Regions from separate parts of the Homo sapiens genome. Here region 2 is linked to region 1. A link is a contact called in ENCODE Hi-C or POLR2A ChIA-PET data. All regions are on one chromosome and are shown on one strand. The core of a region is the stretch at or near the end of the contact, and the rest is flanking DNA. Distances in the headings are between cores, read along the strand shown.

Evidence for each region. Hi-C counts contacts between places; a loop is a spot of excess contacts on that map. ChIA-PET counts read pairs that join two places held with the same protein, here RNA polymerase II (POLR2A). Pooled maps may share reads with other maps.
Region 2: a loop to region 1 is called in a map of PC-9, with 2.7 times the contacts of the local background. The contact joins the promoter of AGTR1 here to the enhancer-like site in region 1. A Hi-C loop is called at or near these places in 3 of 168 maps with a recorded cell type or tissue (HepG2, PC-9 and sigmoid colon) and 1 of 50 pooled maps. POLR2A ChIA-PET finds 5 or more read pairs at or near these places in 2 of 52 experiments (HepG2 and Panc1).

What each region holds. Positions count from the first base shown.
Region 1 is chr3:148,602,066-148,606,378 of GRCh38, reverse strand. No RefSeq gene overlaps it. Among named protein-coding and RNA genes, the nearest start is that of AGTR1, 94 kb to the left of the region's middle. RefSeq lists a cis regulatory region at 3,986-3,999 and an enhancer at 3,921-4,065. Within about 2 kb of position 1,943, at least 2 of the 41 ENCODE cell types and tissues checked have a DNase peak (open chromatin) inside an H3K27ac peak, as active enhancers do.
Region 2 is chr3:148,696,269-148,700,768 of GRCh38, reverse strand. AGTR1 (angiotensin II receptor type 1) reads right to left here and starts at 2,866. Exons shown (of 3, transcript NM_000685.5): 1 at 2,642-2,866.

The DNA.
Region 1 (4,313 bases), core at 694-3,193:
ATTTTATGCCTCTACTTTTATATCTGTAAAATGGGAGATCCTGAGAATTCAATGCTATACACGCAGAAGAGTGCCTGGCATAGTTGGTACTCAACAGAAATTAGCTATCGTTGTTTTAGTTGCTATTATTATTTAAAATTTTATTTTAATCAAATTTTGGTATGGAAGAGAGATAAATGCCCATACTAGTCAACTATCTTGAACTGGAAGCATGAGCCTGACTTTGAACTATTAAAATGCTAATCAGCATGTGATTAAACAGCACATGCAAAAGAAAAAAATGAAAAGAAAAATGGTAAAATCTGCTTGTGATAAAGACAAGAAGGTAGGTAGTAATTACAAAAAGCAGCCTGACAGCACACATTTGCAAGAGGACTCCACATCAAATGGCACTTCAGATTATATTGAATCTTTTTTCTTAACAGGATAAAATAAGTAAAGATTTCCTTCCCCAAATATAGCTTTAAATGCCTGGAGCAATAATTCATATTGGCACTACCCTTGCTTTATAATAGTTTTTGTAATCTTTTGGAATAAGTCTTCTTTTCAACAGCAGATAAATAATGTAAAACAAAATGTTCTATCTTCTACCAGCCCTGAAAAATTATTTTCTCATATTTGTAAAAAATGGCATTGCAAAACCTCACAATAACATAGGTTGAGCCAATTCCAGTCCTTTGGGATTTTCTTTCATTTTAACTAGTATTTCAACTTGCAATTTGATTTTAATTTTATAGCAAGATTTAAGAGCAAAAGTTTCTTGGAAGATATCTGGATGCCAAGTTAATTCCATTACATCTCTTTCTAGAAAATCTGTCTTCAGATATAAGGGCCTCAAACTATTGGCTGCTGACATGGCCTTGAGGACCATCTTTGTCTGTTTATTTAATTTATTTCCATTGTTATCTTAATGCCAAGAGAAAGTGACAGGCTTTGACAGTATTCAGCTTTATTTTAATGTCTATATGATTCTGACTTTATTACAAAATTTCTCTTTTATTTAAAAAGTACTTTCTTATTCAGCAGTTTTGTTAGTTACTCCAAAAATGATATTTCTTTGTTCCTTAAAATATTTGTGAATCTTAAGTTGCAAAATGATCTGAAAAACAAAAATAGGTTATGATAGCTGCATATAGAAAAACTGGATTTTAAAATAAATGCAAAAATTTACATTGTAAGTTGTAAAAAGAGGCATTTAATTTGTTAAAAAGAAGCATTTAATTTGTTCTTTAATAGACTGTCATAAAAGTTATACTTTAATATAATATTTAAAAATTTAATTGAAAAAGTTATATTTTACAGGTAAAGAATTCTCTGAATGATATGCTTTTGCCATGTCAATTGTCCTTTAAGTGAAAAAAAAATGTCTGTGGAGACAAAAAAAATACATGATTGCCATACTATTTTGTTGTTGTTGCTGAGTATTTGCTTAAAAATATCTACATGATGAGTAACAAGTAATTCCTGGTCCCAGGATATTACAGCTGTAACATTCAAAACACAGATTCAATATCAAAACACATTTATTATGCCTAAAAAAAGTGCCTTGCAAAATGTGCTTTGTACCAAAGCATGAAAAGTTTGAACATGAGAATAAACTTGACCAACTTCTTTTGTCTTTATAAGATTCAATGCTTGCCAAAGTGTACATCTGTTTATTCTACGCGATTACTAATCTTTCTTTTTTTTTTTTTTTTTTGAGACGGAGTCTCACTGTGTCACCCAGGTTGGAGTGCAGTGGCATGATCTCAGATCCCTGCAACCTCTGCCTCCTGGGTTCGAGTGATTCTTGTGCCTCAGCCTCCCAGGTAGCTGGGATTATAGGCACGTGCCACCACGCCCTGCTAATTTTTGTATTTTTAAAAGAGACAGGGATTCACCATGTTGGCCAGACTGGTCCCGAGCTCCAGACCTTAAGTGATCCGCCCACCTCAGCCTCCCAAAGCACTGGGATTACAGGCATGAGCCACTGCGCCCTGCTGATTACTAATGATTTCCTCAGAGTTTACAGCATCCCTTCTGGGCTTATGCACATGTGGCAAAACTATCCTCTTTTTTTTTTTAATGATAATGAGTGAAAACTGAAATTACTTTCAATAATCCAAAAGCAACTCTAGAAGGTATCTATTTACACAGTAACTTGTGTTCAAATGCCACAACAATTTTATCTCCAATTCAAGAATCCATGGAAGGAAAAAAATATGTTGTGCCTTAGGAAATATCTGCATTTAGTAACCTAGTGAGAACATTTCCAGTGGAAAATGTGTCAGTAATTGCTGGGAGATGCAATGGAATGTCAGAAAGTGAAAAATTAGCAAAGTGATAATCCTTAGAAAAAATTATACTTTACTATTACAGTTTTCAACACTGAAAAAGAAATGTTTGATTCTACATAAGTATAAATGCCCCATCTTTATCTGTCTACATAGTTGTTTTATGTAAAATTAACAAATAATATAATTTGCATGACTGCATAAGAAATATAAATAATTTGCAGCAAAATATAATTTTTAGCCATTAATCTCAGCTGAATAAGACTACTGAGTTTAATGAAGGCTCTTCTATTCCTACACACAAAATCCTAATTACCTCTATTCTTCCTGAAGAACAAAATCTCCAGACACATTTACTTCAATAAAATGAGTTTATTAAGCCTAAAATTCTAAGTAGAAGGCAATCTAGAGGGTGAATAAACAGAAACAGTCAAGGACATAATGTTCATGAAACTGTATAATACATTTAATTGAAAGAACTGACAGATATTTCAGAATGAACTTTCAGGATTAAATATGATTGTAAATAGTAAGAAAAAAAAAGATGTATATATTAGGCACAAACACATCCAGTTTTAAAAAACAGAATTTAGCAATGTAGAGAGCCGGTGCTACCAAACATCTCTGAAATATGTGCAGGTATGTGTTTTTGTATGTGTATATATTCATATAATGTGTGCATATATATTTGCACAGAGGAAAATGTGACAATAACATAGTCTTTTCAGCATGTGGAAATGGGAAACAGAAAGTTCAAAACTTCCAGCTCCCCTCCTATATACACATACATCCATATACACACACAGCCCATACACAAACCCTCACCGATATTGAGTGAATTCTAACTTCAGGACTAAGTTGTTATTAAATCTTTCTTTTTCTCTAACAGTGTTTTCAAAATTTCTTTATTTGTATTCACATTTTGAGATTTTTACTGTATTCATGTATCACTTGTACTATTATTTACTTAACATTTTTTTCTTAAAACAACTTACTTTTAAAATTTATCAAAGAGAAATCTCATTATCACTACTATACCATCAGTATCAATTGCCATAAAGAGATAATGAAAAAATAATAACGTTGGTAAGTTCTAGCTAGATGTTGTTGACTACCAAATGTTCTAAGCCTGAAGCTTGCTTTCTCTCTGTTAAAACATTAGATATTAAAGGCTAGCCCCCAAATGAGACTTTCTTTACTGAAGAAATTAAAGGATTGAAGCAAATTAGAAAAGAAAATAATTTTCTCATTATAGGTTTCTGATACCATTATTTGCCTGATTAGAGTACCACCTGATATTGTCTGGCATACCATCGAGAGTTGTCTCAAATACCAATAGTATCCCAGGCTGTGGGAGGCCTTGCTGTTTTCCAGTTGCCACTGCTATTTTGGTCTCTGCTTCTTTTGTTTTAGATAGTAGAATGAGAAAGAGTGGGGTACCTTAGTAATATGTGTTTTTCTACTTTCTTCAATGGGTAAGAAATATAAATAATGAGGAGTCTGAGATATCTAATCCATCAAAAGTGAAAATAATTTAGTAAACAATCTGTACCACTGGTGTAAACTGGCAACTCCACGTAAAAAATGTCACCAGTAATTGAACATCTCTTTCCTGTACTGCTCAATAATGTCCCAGAACTGAAAGACAAACATGAACTTAGGATTGGAAGCTAATAAATGAGACACTTTTCCTGGGAGGCTGAGGGTAGCAGGGTTAATGAATTACAGATGAGATTGTTTACATGAGTGGGTGCTGTTTGCTTTCCTTGACATCAGTGCTATCCTTTCCAGTCAGAGTAAGTTCACTGACAATAGAAGTGGGGAAGAGGAAACCAACCTAGCTCTAAAACAATGTTTAATTCCTTTTTAAATCTGTAATTCCAAAAGAATGTTTATGTTGCCTTTTTCTACTGCTGGGGAAAGGTTAATTTCTAGTTGGCTTTTAGTGCTACAAACTTGCTATTCAATAAGAAATATTTCCAAAACAACACGTTCTAGTTCAAGGCCAAGGCTGGTGTGGGCTTCTGTGTATGTGTAGTG
Region 2 (4,500 bases), core at 1,617-4,116, 93 kb before region 1:
AGAAAAGTGTTCCTAAGCTGGGCTTGGACACTTGGTCACATTGTGTTGCTCTGGCTCCATATTTGTTTATTGACACAGCATATCTTCAAAACAACGTTTTAATCTTTACAACACTTGGACTGACTTCAAACTTCTAAACACAATTCTTAATTTGGTAGCCTACTTGGGAGACTCTTTGGCATTCTCCAGTCATGACTGACCAGAAAAAGGGCTAGGTAAACTAATAAGCATGCGGCTAGAGGGCAGGAGCTCGCATTAAGCAGCCAAAACACCTAAATGTGAGGGGTCACTATTTTTGTCCCTGTAACAAATTCGAAAGCAAAATACAGCAACTCTCAGTTATCTGCTTGAAAGGACACTGTGGCAGCACAGATAAAATGACAGCAGACATGCATCATGCATTTAAACTATGAGTTTTAAATTCCTTCTCAGCTAAGCATTTTACCTGGGCTTTGGGTAAGTAGCAGAGTAAACTTTTCTTCCTTATTTTCCCTCTAGCATAGGGGAAAATTAGTCATTAGTATTAATTAGTCATAATTGAAATAATAACAGCAGTCGTAAGTAGCAGCAGGAACAAAAAACCAAAACAAAATTATATACACAAATACTCACACAACTCTGATCCCAAACTAGAAAGAAGAAAAAGAAAAGTGAGAAACCTGAACAACCCACAAATCTGCCCTTTTCTGAATACTGACCCACGATAAGAGAGAGAAAGACTGAAGCTTAGAATGCTGTGGGACAGCAGCATTGCCGCAGCACCTGTGACTGAAAGACATTTTGCAAATCGCAAGGAAGACAAGTCTTCCATTGGCATCAGTGGAACCGGTGGAAGAAAACCAATTTTATTCTGAGTTGGATGATGGAAGAGTTGATTCAGTTTAAGGTCAAAGAAGAGCAGAACCAGAAATCAAGGCCTCAGGATGGGAACAAAGAACAATGAAGTCAGGGGGAAAAAAGGTGGCGGGGAGAGAGAGTGGGTAACAGACTTGAAACTAAGAATCACAAAACTTAAGCAAATGTTGAGACCTAGCAATTATGATGGGCAGTTTCTATAACCTAGCCTTAAGCTTAGACTTTTATTTTAAAGCAATAACCAAAACAAAAGAAATTAAGGAATTATATCACTGGAGGGAACCTTATGGGCAGAGACTTGAGGTTCAGAGTTGTGAAATAATGCTCTTACTATCACACAGCAAGTTAAGTGGGAGTCTCCATTTCCCTTCTCCCCATGCTTTCCTGCCCCTGCACTGTCAGGAAGGGTGGTGGAGAGGAAGGAGAAGGTACCAGGGCACCCGGGAATACATCACAGCCTGAGGACAGGTTATGCAGGTGGGGCCTTTATAGCTAGGGAAACACCGGAGAAGACAAGGGAAGTATGGCAGTTTCTTCCTTAGAGAAGACTTATAAGGGGGTTAAAGCATATGCTATGTGAAATAAACACCTGGAGATCCAAAACCCTCAGGTGGTAACTAATAATAAGAGAATCATGTTGGGATGCAGCATCTTCAGCGGGAAGCACAAGTTGCTCAACAAAGTAATAAAATAGATCAATAGGGTGCCAAATTTCTTGCCTCTATTACTTTCTCTTCTCAGAATGACACAGGAAATAAATGTAGCCAAGTCCCAAATCTGATCCCAGTACCCAAACTTTCATTAAAAGAGGGCTCCTGAAGGGGGGGAGTAGGTTTTTAATACTTAACGAGGCTATCAGCAAACAAAGAGAAGAGGCCCAGGTGGGCTCAATAGCCAGGTCACAAATGGTTGCCCAAAGAAAAAAACGGTGCAGAAGGAGACGCTTTGGGGAAGAATTGCTGAGGTCTTCGGGAGACTATAGCAGGCTGGCACTATGGAGATGTTTACCTGGACATTTAAGAAAATTGGAGGATGGAGTTGGGTGTCGGGCAGTGGCCTGCCAGAGGCTCTGTTTAGTCCTGGAAGCAGGAGACCTTTTGCTAAAATTCTGTCTCAGTTACACACATGCATTGGCTAAGGCTGTAGGGATTGGGGTGTGGAGACATCTTGCTTCTCCTTCCTCAGTTTGATTATTCAAAGGACATCTGGGAACCCTGAGGGTGGGAGAGTTTGGCCAAGGTTGGAGCGATGTCCCGTGTCTAGGACCCACCGCTATGGTTTGCAGGGAGAGAGCTAAAGGGACGTGAGCAGTGCAGGGACATTGACTGGGAAGCAGAGGGCGTGGATGGAGACACTCTTAACTTCACCTCAAAAGTAGCACAACTTTTAAACGAACGCCTTGCAGAGTCATACCGGCTTCCCGCTCAGATGATGGCTAAAATACAAGAGTTAACTAAAAGCCTCAGGAAGAAAGTTTATTGAATTGCATCTTATTTCTGTAGATTTCTTCCTTGCACTCGGAAGAGTTTGGTTAAAATGGATTGAGAATTTCGAGGCACGTGGCAAACAAACCTACCTTGTTCCCTCCCATTCCAGAAGCCCCTCACCTGATTTGGGAAAGTGTGGCCAGCTCCAGGGGCAGGCGCTGACCAGAACTACGGTCGCTCTTTCCTTGGTCCCCGAGAGCTTCCCAGTATAGAGCCAGCAGTTAGGACACCGTGACATGAAACTTAGCACCCCGCCCTTGAAGTCCCCCAAGCATGCCTGGCGGTCCGCGCGGACTCACCCGCGCCCCGGGCGCTGCGTCACGTCCCGCCGAGGGCCGGCTGCGCTGGTGCGGGTCTCCCGCCCGCCGCCTCGGCGTCCCGGCTGTGCGCCCTCACTCGCTGGGTCCGCTCCAGCCGCTCCCCATCGATCACCGCCGCGGCCCGGCAGAGCTGCTAGCGGCGCGCCGGTCCAGACGTCCTGTCACTCGCTGCTGCCTGGGGTCCTGGCTGTCAGGCGCTGGAATCATTGGCGAGGAGGCAGCTCCGAATTTATAGTGAGGGGCGTTGCTGCTTCTTGGGTTCCGGGGACGAGGCTCTGTTTTGCATTCCCTCCTCCTCCGCCCCGCCCCGGGAGACCCTCCCGGCCCAACCTCCTCCCTCTCGGGATATTGACGGCAGCAAGGATGATGCCACAGTCGTCCCGTGTCAACTATCAGATCAGCGTTCACCTGGTCCCGAACCCCGCCTAGCGAGGGGTCGTGAGGGAGAGCGAGCTGGGGGTACAGGAGTATCATTTCCTGCGGAGATTCGTGTTCTTCAACATTTTTTTTTTCTGAACTTGGAAAACTTTTAAGGACGAATTAGAGAACTTCTTTCTCTTTCCTATGAGTAACTCGAACTTTGGTAATACAGTTGTGGATCATAGATTACATGGATTAATTCCAGGGTTATGAAATTCAAGGGTGGACACTCATTTGTTCCTATTGGACATGCTACCCAAGTTGCATTTTAAAAATGTATTTTAAAAACCCAATAAATATTTAAAGAAGAAATAATATCAATTCTTCACAAACTCTTCCAAAAAATAGAAGAGTAAGGATGATCTCCCAACTCATGCTATGAGGCCAGTATCACCCTGATAACAAAACCAGATAAAGACATCACGAGACTACAGATCAATATTTCTTAAGAGTATAGATAAAAATTCTCAACAAAATGTAGGCAAATTGAATCCAATAACATATGAAAGGGACTATACACCATGGTCAAGTGAGGTTGATGCCAGAAAGCAAGATTAGATTAGTTTACCAAAAATCAATTAATGTTAGATAGGTGAGTAGGGTGACTGTAGTTTACAGTAATCTATTGTATATTTCAGAGTAGCTAGGAGAAAATAACTTGAATGTTTCTAGCATGAAGAAAAGACAAATATTTAAGGTGATGGATATGCCAATTGCACTGATTTGATCTTTATATGAATGCATTAAATTATTGCATGTACCTAAAAAGTCCTGTCACTCGCTGCTGCCTGGGGTCCTGGCTGTCAGGCGCTGGAATCATCGGCGAGGAGGCAGCTCCGAATTTATAGTGAGGGGCATTAAATTATTGCATGTACCTAAAAAGTGTACATCTATTGTGTATCAATAAAAATAAATTTAAAGAAGTAAAAAATGGACAAAGCCTACATGATTGTCTAAAAAAATTTTTAAAAACTATTGGACAAAATTCAACACTTTTTCATGCTAACACTCAACAAACTAGGAATAGGAACTTCCTCAAACTGTGAAGTTTATTTATGAAAAACTTAACTAATATCACACATAATAACGGAAGACAACGTTTTTATGTCTAAGATCAGGAACAAGACAAAATGTCTAGTCTTCCCATTTCTATTTAACTTTGTACTAAAGGTTCTAGTGAGGGCAATTGGACAAGAAAAAAAGATAAATGGCATCCAGATTAGAAAGAAAGTAAAACAATTTCTATTTGTAGATGACATGATCTTGTATTAAAAAGCCCTAAGGAATCAATTAATTAACTATTAGAACTAAGAAACAAGTTGAGCAAGTTTTTAGAATACAAGATCAATATACAAAAATCAGTTGTATTTCTATACACTAGCAATAAACAATCAACAAATGGAATTAAGAAAACAATT